Regions from separate parts of the Homo sapiens genome. Here all the other regions are linked to region 1. A link is a loop called in an ENCODE intact Hi-C map of the cell type or tissue named here. Cell type or tissue: Calu3. All regions are shown on one strand. Each heading gives the region's core, and the rest is flanking DNA. Links, peaks and the distances in the headings are about the cores only.

Region 1 (3,225 bases), core at 336-2,835:
TTGGGACACTATAGTCAAATCCCGTCCAATAAAAGGTAACTTTTCCTATGCGATGACGTTAGGCAGCATAAATGTCACTGGCCCTCACTGAAAAGTGAATATGAAGGTAGAGAGAGGGGTGTGGACTTGCCACTACAAATCTTGAGGGTAAACTGCTTATCTCCCCACCTCTCTGCCCCGTTTATCTGAGGCGATAACGATCTCTAAACACGAGGTATCGAATGGAGCCCAATGAATTTCCATGCCGCTTTTTTGACAGCTGCCTTCAAACCCGAAACCAAAACAATATTTCCTAAAACGAAAACGCTCCCTCAAGCGACATTATCCCCCAGTTTAAGTTGCAAATAACCCAGCCACATTAATTGGCCCTAATGAACCATGCCAGAGGGTCTTAAGTGGTATTACAAGGTTGCAATTATCAAGTCTGCAACCCCAAACGTCAAACTAGCACTTGTAAAAATCGCAGCACAAAACCATTACGGTTACAGGGGGTCTTTTTCTAAAAGGGGCCACTTAGAAACCTCAGGCGCGAATTAACAACAAACGCTAAAGAGCAAGCCCTTGCGGGGCGGGGGTGGAGAAGAGAAAAAAGTGCGAGGTTAAAAGAGAAGTACGTCCAGACCTGTTGAGTTCTCTCTCCGACACGCCCACTTCTAACAGATAACGCCGGCCCCGGCCGCAGTCTCCAAGTTGCGGGCTGTCAGCCCCCCGCGTGTGCACCCTCACGCGCCCCGCACGCCCTCCTCAAGCCAGGCGCCGCCGGGGCCTCCCCGGAGCCCGGGCTCGCGCTCGGGCGCGCCGGGGTGGCGTGCAAATATTCGGGCGAGTAAAATTCAGACGCGGCTTAGCGTTCACCACGAAAACGGGTGTCGGGCGACCCCCTTGGAGGGAAAGGGGACACTAGGGGGAGAAAAGAGGCCAGGATTCCCGCGAGGAATGAGAGGCTCGAAGCCCCCGGCAGTTCGACAGGGCTCCGCTCGCCGTCCGAGGTCAGGTTCCTCCCCCTCGGCCCGGCCAGGGGACGCCTGCGGAGGGAGAGGAAGAGGCCAGCGCTGTCACCCGCGCGCTGCCCTTTCGTCACCGTCGCCCGGCCCTTGCCAGCCCCCCACCCCCACTCCCCGAGGCTAATAAAAGTTTGTAGGCTCCCGCGGCGGCCCCCGAGTTGTCTCCGGTCCCAGCGGCACCTCGGGGGAGCGAGCGCGCCCCGGCCCCCTCCCGCCTCGCTTCTTACCTCTGGCAGAGGAGCCGCTCGCCCGCCACCGTCCGCAGTTCCCGCCGCAGCCGAGATAAACAACTTAGCTTGTGAACGCAGAAGGAGCAGGAGGGAAATATATTTTTTTTTTCTAAAAAAAGGAAGTAAACAGCCGCCCCTTTCTCCATGGGTGGGGGGAGAGCCCCTATTTAAGAAAGTCTCCCATTGCCCAGCTGACAAGCCAGCCCTCCGCCCCGCGCCGGGCTCCGCGGGTCGAGGTTCCGGGCGCGCGTGCCCCGTCCCGGTCCCAGCTGCTTCGGCCGCTCCGGCTGCGGCGTCTCCTTCCACCCACAGAATCCGTCCCCGACGGGCAGGCGGTGACTCGGGCTCCCGTCACAGACACGAGCTCGCAAAATGGAGGAGGCGGCGGCGGAGGGAAGAGAGCGCGGACACGCGAAAGGGCAGCCCGGCCTGGGCGAGCGAGCGGGACCGAGCGGGGAGCGGGTGGAGGCGGCGCCACGGCGCGCACACACTCGCACACACGCGCTCCCACTCCACCCCCGGCCGCTCCCCGCCCGAGGGGCCGCGCGGCGGCCGCGGGGAACGATGCAACCTGTTGGTGACGCTTGGCAACTGCAGGGGCGCCCGCGGTCCCTGCCCCCACGCCCTCCGCGCGGGCCCCGCCACCCCGGCCCCGACGGCGCCTGCACGCCCGCGTCCCCTGGCGTGGCCGCCCCGCCCGGTGCGCCGCGCTTCGCCCCCCGCCCCCAACTCCCCAGGAAAAAGGGTGGCGGCGGCAGCGGCGGGGGCCGACCTGGTCTCTCTGGGGCGGCGTTAAGAGGGCCACCGAGTTTCTCCAGTTTCTTTTCTCGCTACCTCCTTCCCGCCCCCGCCCAGCTCCGCGGCTCCAGACCCACTCGGGAGCTCGCTCTGCCCCTTGGCGGCAAGCGCCGCCAGTGCCCCTGCGGGTGACAGCGGGCGGGCCACAAGAGCCGGGGCGCCTCCCGCGGCTGAGCTGCGTGAGTGGCCCGCGCCGCCGCCGCCGGGCCGAGTTGCGTGAAGTGTGTCACTTCGAAAGGGGCTACGGGGTTGCACGGAAACGGTGCCGCAGCGTCTCGGCCGCGCTCGGGGCCGGGCGGCCTGACACGCCCTCTGGGGAGGCTTCAGGGAAGGGACGGGATAGCGGGGGTCGGCGCATACGTACTTTGGGCCCGGGGGGAGTCGCGTGCCGGCAGGTCCCCCACCACCGCATCATCTGGGCGGCCGGGTCTTCAGCTGCCGCCGCCGCGCTCTCGCACTGGGAGAGAAGTTGCAAAGCAGAACCCACCCTCCCCCGCGCCCCGACCGTCCCCCACCCTCTTCCCCGAGTCTGCGAGGCGGCGGCGGCGGCAGAAGGAGGCGCCGCCTGCCAAGTTCAACCCCCACCCCTCCCGCCCAATGTGCTCACACTCGAAGGAAGTTGCACGCCAAATGCAAAACCTCCAGCGAGCTGGATTTCTTTGCACTTTTTTTTTATTATTATGATTAAGGAAAGCAGGGGGCGGCAGGCTTAAAAGCAAGTTGCAGGCGAAATAGTAAGTTGCTGGCGAAATATAGCCCCCCTTCCGAAACTCCTGACCTCTTCTTCCACCCCGGCCAGGGCCCGCGTCCAAGTTCCCGGTGCAGGCCCCACCCCCGAATCTTGACATTTGCTGCCCTCGACTCTGTGCGTTGCTCACCCTATCACGTTCATAGGACCCCTGCCCCTACAAATAAAACAAAATACAGGCAGCTTTAAAATGCCAGCGTTCAACTCCCTACAGATGTTCCTGTTAGGAGCTTCCCCCTCAGTCCAAGGGGAAGGGAACTCGTGGTCCGTCCTGAGAAAGGAGAGGGCCGTGGGGCGAGGGGTGCCCGTGCGGGAAGCCCCCGCCCCAGCTCCCTTCCCCAGCTCGCCGCGTCGGGAAGGCTTGGACGATGCCGGGACCGAGCCTCCTACCTTGTGCGGCACAGATTATGATTTTTGTGACTCTGGGAAAGGTTGTGCTGTGTGG
Region 2 (3,225 bases), core at 218-2,717, 560 kb after region 1:
CAATTATTTAGAATTATTCTAAGAAGTTAAATTATTGGAAGTATGAGAGAAATTTCAAAGCTAGTAACATAGTGCCATCTAAAATATTAAATTATAACACTGTAAAACATGGAATATTATATATCCAGTTCTTTAGATGTTATTTTTCCTGATTCAAGCTCAATATTCCCTACTATCTACATAAATTATGCCTGCAGGACCTAAGTTTTATTATATTTATTTATTTATTTTACCTAATTAAGGTGTTATTCAAATAAATACTCTATGTATCTTCTAGGCTTCCCTGTCCCTATGCCTCAGCTCTGCTATTTGTTTCATGCCAAATATTTTTATCTCCTTCTTTCCCTCTCTTTTCTATATATATATATTTCTAAATTAAAGCCCGTTTTTTTTCCTGCAAACCTTTCATGGCCAGCCACTCAGAGACGTTTTCTGAGTTCCCTGTGCACTTTATTGCTACAGGACTTAATACAAGATTGGAAGTCCTATTTGCATGCATATTTTACATCCCCTGCTAGACTATAAGCATTTCACTATGGGTGCAGAGAAGGGGTCTTTGTTTTTCCATCACTGAAATGCCTAACATTAAAATTTTTTTTTGGCTACCTCTTCTATGCCAGGCATTATTCTTGGTGTTTCAATTACAAAAGGAAATCAAGCAATGCTGGCTACTCTCATAAGCCACATGTGAAATGGAGAGGTTCTGTGGGTAGAACATATCCAATATTTTTACCTTTTAAAAAAATTTAGAACTGACAATCTAGCAGTAGAAAAATACATATACACCAAACTACACAAGAGAACTATTGAGAGAAAATAAATATTAAAGACAGAGGAATTTTATATAAGAAAATTCTCTAAAAGAGAAGGGGGTTGAGGTAAGCCTCATGGAGAAAGCATGGTAGTTTGTATATAATAATATTTAGTGTATATTTGTAAAGGAAAGGGATATGCATAAATGTATTTAACAAATTGCCTTTTGTTTAGTTTTGTGTTGAAAGAGAGAACAGTGCCTCAGATGATGCAGAGTCAGAGATCATCTCTCCCCAAAGTTACATTTTGGTTTTGAAGTATACTACATGATTTATTTACTGATTATTTCTGGTACATATTTCTCTGAAATCAACTTTAATGTCTGAGGAATATATCAAATGAGGAAAATCATTCTGGGGCTAAAATATACCATGGAAGATTCCCTTAGTGGTCAATTAGGATTGACTATTCCTAGCTATAAAGAGAAAAGAAAAAGAATATAGAAAATAAGGCTCTAAGTAAGTCTCAGAGCATTGGTCCTGGAGTGAAACCATGAGGACCATCTCTTCAACTCCATTTTCACAAGACCTCTACATGCCTTGTATCTGCAGATAGGCGGTGATGAAGAAATATACATGCTTTTGAGAGCTCAGCTGTTTACAAGGAATTCAGTGGATCTGAGCAATAGTAGTTTAACTTGAAATGCCAAGTTAATTTTTTTTTTTTTCTAATCAGAGGTAGATCTATCTTTATCTTGGTAGGTCTACCATGTTTATTTTCAATTGATCAATAGTGACACCTGCTGGCTCAGGAAGAGACACTTGCCTAATGTGACTATAGGACTGAAATAACTGTGGGAAATAGTGGATATAGTTAGCTCATCAATCCTAAAAACCAAAATGGAACAACCTTAAGACCAAGCTGATTATTGTGTGGAAATTCTCAAGATGATCACAAAAATGAGTCATTATTGGGATGTAGACTTGATGGTGGTGAAATATGATCTAAGACTTGAGTAATCCTTGGAGGAGAGGCAAAGTAATCCTATTCTAGCTGCCTCTCCTAGCCTCACTTCTGGATTAGGGACAGCACTTTCCAATCTCTTTTCCTACCTTTAGTCTGATTTCGCTTCAACACATCTTACGAAAGACCTAGAGTAATTTCATAATCACATTCATGCTCCAAAGCCTGAATGAAATTTATAAGAGGACAGGGAGATAATTGGTGCACAGTCACACTGTGACACACACTCAAATCCAGTGGCAGGAGCCAAGAAGCCAAAGCAAATGGCTCATCACCAGATATGCTCTGACAGGTAGAGATGCAGGTGCTCAGGATCAGAACTGACATGCTGCACAGTATAGCGCCTCTGAGGTGGCCTGGCAGATCTGTGGAGAGGGGCTCCCTCTCAAAACCCTACCCCCATGTTCCTATCCCCCTCAGTCTTTGTTGCTATTTTGAGTGCCTTTCAGGCTGCAAAGATGCCCTTGATTCCTCCAACTTTGCCTCCTTGATCTGTTTTTCCTGAGGAGAAGTGGATGCTCTGAAAGTACTTGTCCCAGTCCCCCTATTTTCCATTTCTTTTTAGTCATCTTGGAAGGCAAATGATATCAAAGTTAAGCTAAGAAGCCAATAATTCACATGTAAATTTGCATTTTAAATGGGAGCACCTTAGCAAAGTATGTACTTAACCCAAAGCATGCACATCTAATGTTCATTGTGCCAAGGAACAAGAAGGAGACATTCGGAGCAGGAGCAGGACCTTCTGGATGCACTGAAAATAAGTACATATAAATAAGAACAATAATCATAAGTCATTCTTAATACTTACTGGGCACTCACATGTAGGAGACATAGTGCTATTCGTTTGATTCCTCTTGCTGTGTAGAAGCATCACAACAATTCTAATAGGTAGAAATTATTATGCCTAGTTTATAGATGACAATACAAATGTTCAGAAAATATAAGTAACTTGTCCAAGGTTATACAGCAAATATTGATGAGTCTGAGACGTCAACCAGGGTCTTTCTGACTTAGACTCTATATACTTAATTATGCTCTACTACACTTTTTTTTCAAAGGCTGGCCTGGATCATCAATGACATCTAACTGTTTAGACTAAGAGAACAAAGATATGGTCTCCATAAGTAACAGTCCAAAGGAAACATTTTACAAAACAGGTAAGCTGCAAAGCACTGCATACATGCCAGTTATTATTACAAGAGGAAGAATGTGGCATCAAGTTTGAGCTTCTCTTTATAATTCTATAAGACAAATGAATGAGAGAGAGAGGTTTGGCATGACAGGGAGGTGAGAAAAGGTTATATCAACAAACATAACGACTTCCTTTTGTGGAAGCATGTTCACATGAACACAAAGTATCCAGGTTGGGTTTAGCTCACTGAAACACAGTGACCCTGTTGCTCCACCTGTAATGAATCAACACAACTTATTGGGTATTTGGAGTAACCA
Region 3 (3,225 bases), core at 218-2,717, 190 kb after region 1:
CAGTTTCGACCATCCTAGATATTTTAGTGAAGCTACTGTATGTATATGGATATTTGTCTCTCTGGTTGATTTTTCTAACGTTGGTTAAAAATGTATCCAGAAGAAGAAATAAAAATAACAATCATCCTCCAGTTTTAAAAGCAGATGAGTTCTTGAGAAGAGGGCAAATGAGTCTGTATATGGAGCACAGGCCCAGCCACTTTTACATTTTATTTGTTTATTTTAAAAAAGACCACATTTCGCTTTGTTGCCCAGGCTGGAGTGCAGTGGTGCAATCACAGCTGACTGTAATCTTGAACTCCTGGGATCAAGCAGTCCTCTCACCTTGGCCTCCTGAATTATTGGGATTACAGGCATGAGCCAACATGTCTGGCTGACCCAGCTACTTTAGAGATCAATAGTGATCTCCCATCTGCTCCCCCACAGGCATAACCAACAATCTCATGCTGAGAACTGATGCTTCTCTCTGCCTTTGCACATTGTAAACATGGTGCATTTGCTGCATTTTCCTATGATCTTCTGCTAAACTCAGGCCTTTTATTTACAGACAAACGGTGCGACTTTTACACAGGCATCATGGGAGTAAGCCCAAGATATTTTCTCACACTTGATTCCAGGCATGTGGGGTTTGGTTTCTTGATCAAATATCTGTGTTTGCTCTGTTTACAAGTATCTGATGAGCAAAACCAACAGAGGTGCTCCAGACAGGCTGGCTGTGCTGATCCCTTGGAAAAGAATTAAACAAAACCCAGTCTTTGTGTGAGTACTGTCCTAGCGTGCTGACTGATCTATTTGCTGATTAAATTCTTAACCTGTACCTATTTGATGCTTACGTCAGTTTTGCGTCTTTGAACCCTAATTTTGCAGTGCTTTAGTGACCAATTTATTTTTTTCAGTAAACTGCATAAATGACTCATCAGCAGGAAATGTGAATAAATAGTCAACTTAACTGAAAATACAAATAAACATATCTTTCTTTTGTGAGGAGGATTTGCTTAAAGGGGAAAAAAACCTTGGGAGGATGGACTATAGTTCCTAAGAGGGCATAATCTTCTGCTTTTTCTGTGGGATTCTAGCCCCCTTTTCTGGGCAGGGATGGCATGAGCCCAGCTACTAAGGAGATATCTGTCCACATGACATTTATTAGTTTAGAAGTGGTAGCCTCTTCATCAGGAATTTAAGTAATTTTTAAAGAGTTACCTGATGAGTGCATACATGTATGTGTACGTGCATGTGTACGCGTGTGTGTGTGTGTGTGTGTGTGTGTGTGTGTGTTTTCTGGAATCCCTGTAAGTCATCTTTCTGGTCACTCATGTAGCCAGTGCTATGACCTCATATAATTGGAACTCTAATTCTACTGCCTACTAAACAGTCAATAATATTGAGCACTATTAAACATCTCATGAAAGAATAGCATTAGAATTAGCACCCAGATGGCATCATAACCATATGGGCACAATAATGTGGATATAAAGACATTTTCTTGATTACCATATCCACAGGACCTTTGATTCTGGAATTCTACATGGGATTCCTAATTTCCATGTAAATAGTTTTGTTAGCATGGCAATCACAGGCAGTCATTACAAGAACCTGTCTTGTATCTCTTAACTGAGATGAAAGAGAGGCAAAACGGAGGTGGTGATGAAAGCATTGCATAAAGAGTGACTTTCCATATTTCATGTCTGGATTAAATCCAAGTTTCAAAGTTCAGGAGGCCCCCTGAGCATGCTGGATACTTTCACTGATGACTCATGAGAGGTGTACATATTTTTCTCCCTTTGTTCAAGCGTGGTGACCAACTCCCTCTGCCCTCCCATTCTTATCTCCTTGTAAGTGCCCTAGGTGAGTATTTCCCCATCCTTCCCATCCTGTGATATGCCTGGGAACTTGCTGAGACACCACACTAGAAGAAAGGGTGAATCTCCCAGGGACTTTCACGCCATTATGACTTTTTCTATTTTTGTATGGAAAATATGAACCTCTAATGTTCTGATACTGGAAATCCAGAAGCTGGGCAAGTAACAGGTAAAATTCAAGGCAACATAGTATCCAGCCACAATGAAACTGAAAGAATATGGATAGGCTTGTACATGGTTTTGTTTTAAAGTAGTTCTAAATACTAAAGTTACAAATATTTTAAATTTACACATAAATACATAGAATTCTAATGATGGTTACAATCATTTAATAATAATACATCAAAAATTAGCAAAAGAGGAGAATCCAAGACCCTTCCTAAAAACCCTAAATAACTTCAATAAGAGCTAAAATATCAGGATACAATGTCTAAAACACCAGCTACACTCGATTAAGTTTCAGGGAAAAGCCAAAATAGACTCTTGTCTCTCTGACTCTGGGAATTCCAACTCAGGATGACCATGAAGAGATATGGGGACATTTTTAGGAGAGCCGTTTCAGCAGATCTTGTAGGTGAATGGGCAGACACATTAGCAATCTGGTATGAAATTCATCTTGGTTATCAGCCTGGAGTATTTCCACGTATTGATATCCTCTTTACTATCTTTCCAATTTTATTCTATTTAGTATTTATTATATGCATAGTTTTATTCTATTTAATATTTTCTTAATTTTTATTAGATTCAGATCTCTGGTTTTAAGACAATATTATTATATTACTTCTAATAATGATAGTAGTTAATACTTATTTAGTGTGGACTACCTTCTAGGCACAGTTCAAATTGCCATACAATTATTTTCTCTTTAATCCTCACAATACATTAATGAGATGGGTGTTACTATTATACACATTTTACCGATGTGAAAATGAAGGCGCTTAGAGGTGCTATAACTTGCCCAAGGTCACACAGCTGGTGTGGGGTGGCAGGATTTGATCAAAAGAAGTTTCTTCTCTAGCCAATGGATCAAACACATGCTCGGGGTCCAATCTCTACAGCCTCCCTGCACTCAGTGAGATGCTCACCAGTGGAGGGCAAGAGGCATTCTTATCTCACTGACCAAGTGTGGCTGGCCTCTCTCTGCTCACTGTACTCTGACGTTTCTTCTGTAACTCCTTTCACAGTGGTAATTAATGAGGAGTTGGGTGTTTATTGTCTATTTCCTCTACAAAATTATAAGCTTCTTGAGGGCAGGAACTATGCTTATTTGAATCATTGATGAATCCCCCCATTCCTAGCAGTGCCTCATACCTGACAGACATAAAGTACAAATTTTCTGAGTAAACAAATCTTCTTCTATAAAGAG

Evidence for each region. Peaks named below come from ENCODE experiments on the same cell type or tissue, not always from the same donor. Only the 100,000 strongest peaks of a DNase experiment are listed, where the experiment ranks them.
Region 2: a loop joins it to region 1, with 4 times the contacts of the local background. A loop is called at or near these places in 14 of 110 quality-filtered maps.
Region 3: a loop joins it to region 1, with 5 times the contacts of the local background. A loop is called at or near these places in 9 of 110 quality-filtered maps.

The regions. Positions count from the first base shown.
Region 1 is chr5:143,401,980-143,405,204 of GRCh38, forward strand. It overlaps NR3C1 (nuclear receptor subfamily 3 group C member 1), which reads right to left and starts at 1,707. Exons shown (of 9, transcript NM_000176.3): 1 at 1,232-1,707. It overlaps LOC128966704, which reads right to left. Exons shown (of 2, transcript XM_054328421.1): 2 at 2,687-2,937. The coding sequence ends at 2,907. RefSeq lists silencers at 703-802, 1,013-1,092, 1,333-2,602 and enhancers at 2,608-3,225, 2,653-2,722, 2,763-2,902. In Calu3, for the core only: a CTCF peak has its summit at 1,814; DNase peaks (open chromatin) are centred at 1,832, 2,102, 2,312, 2,822 and 3 weaker places.
Region 2 is chr5:143,966,667-143,969,891 of GRCh38, forward strand. No RefSeq gene overlaps it. Among named protein-coding and RNA genes, the nearest start is that of HMHB1, 160 kb to the left of the region's middle. In Calu3, for the core only: a CTCF peak has its summit at 1,595 (motif pointing left); a DNase peak (open chromatin) is centred at 1,535.
Region 3 is chr5:143,594,686-143,597,910 of GRCh38, forward strand. The region is part of intron 3 of LOC105378209 (a long non-coding RNA gene); the gene reads left to right. Among named protein-coding and RNA genes, the nearest start is that of MIR5197, 84 kb to the right of the region's middle. RefSeq lists enhancers at 556-1,755, 1,519-1,813, 1,634-1,778 and a cis regulatory region at 1,700-1,713. In Calu3, for the core only: no CTCF peak of the experiment used is centred there; DNase peaks (open chromatin) are centred at 676, 1,266 and 1,696.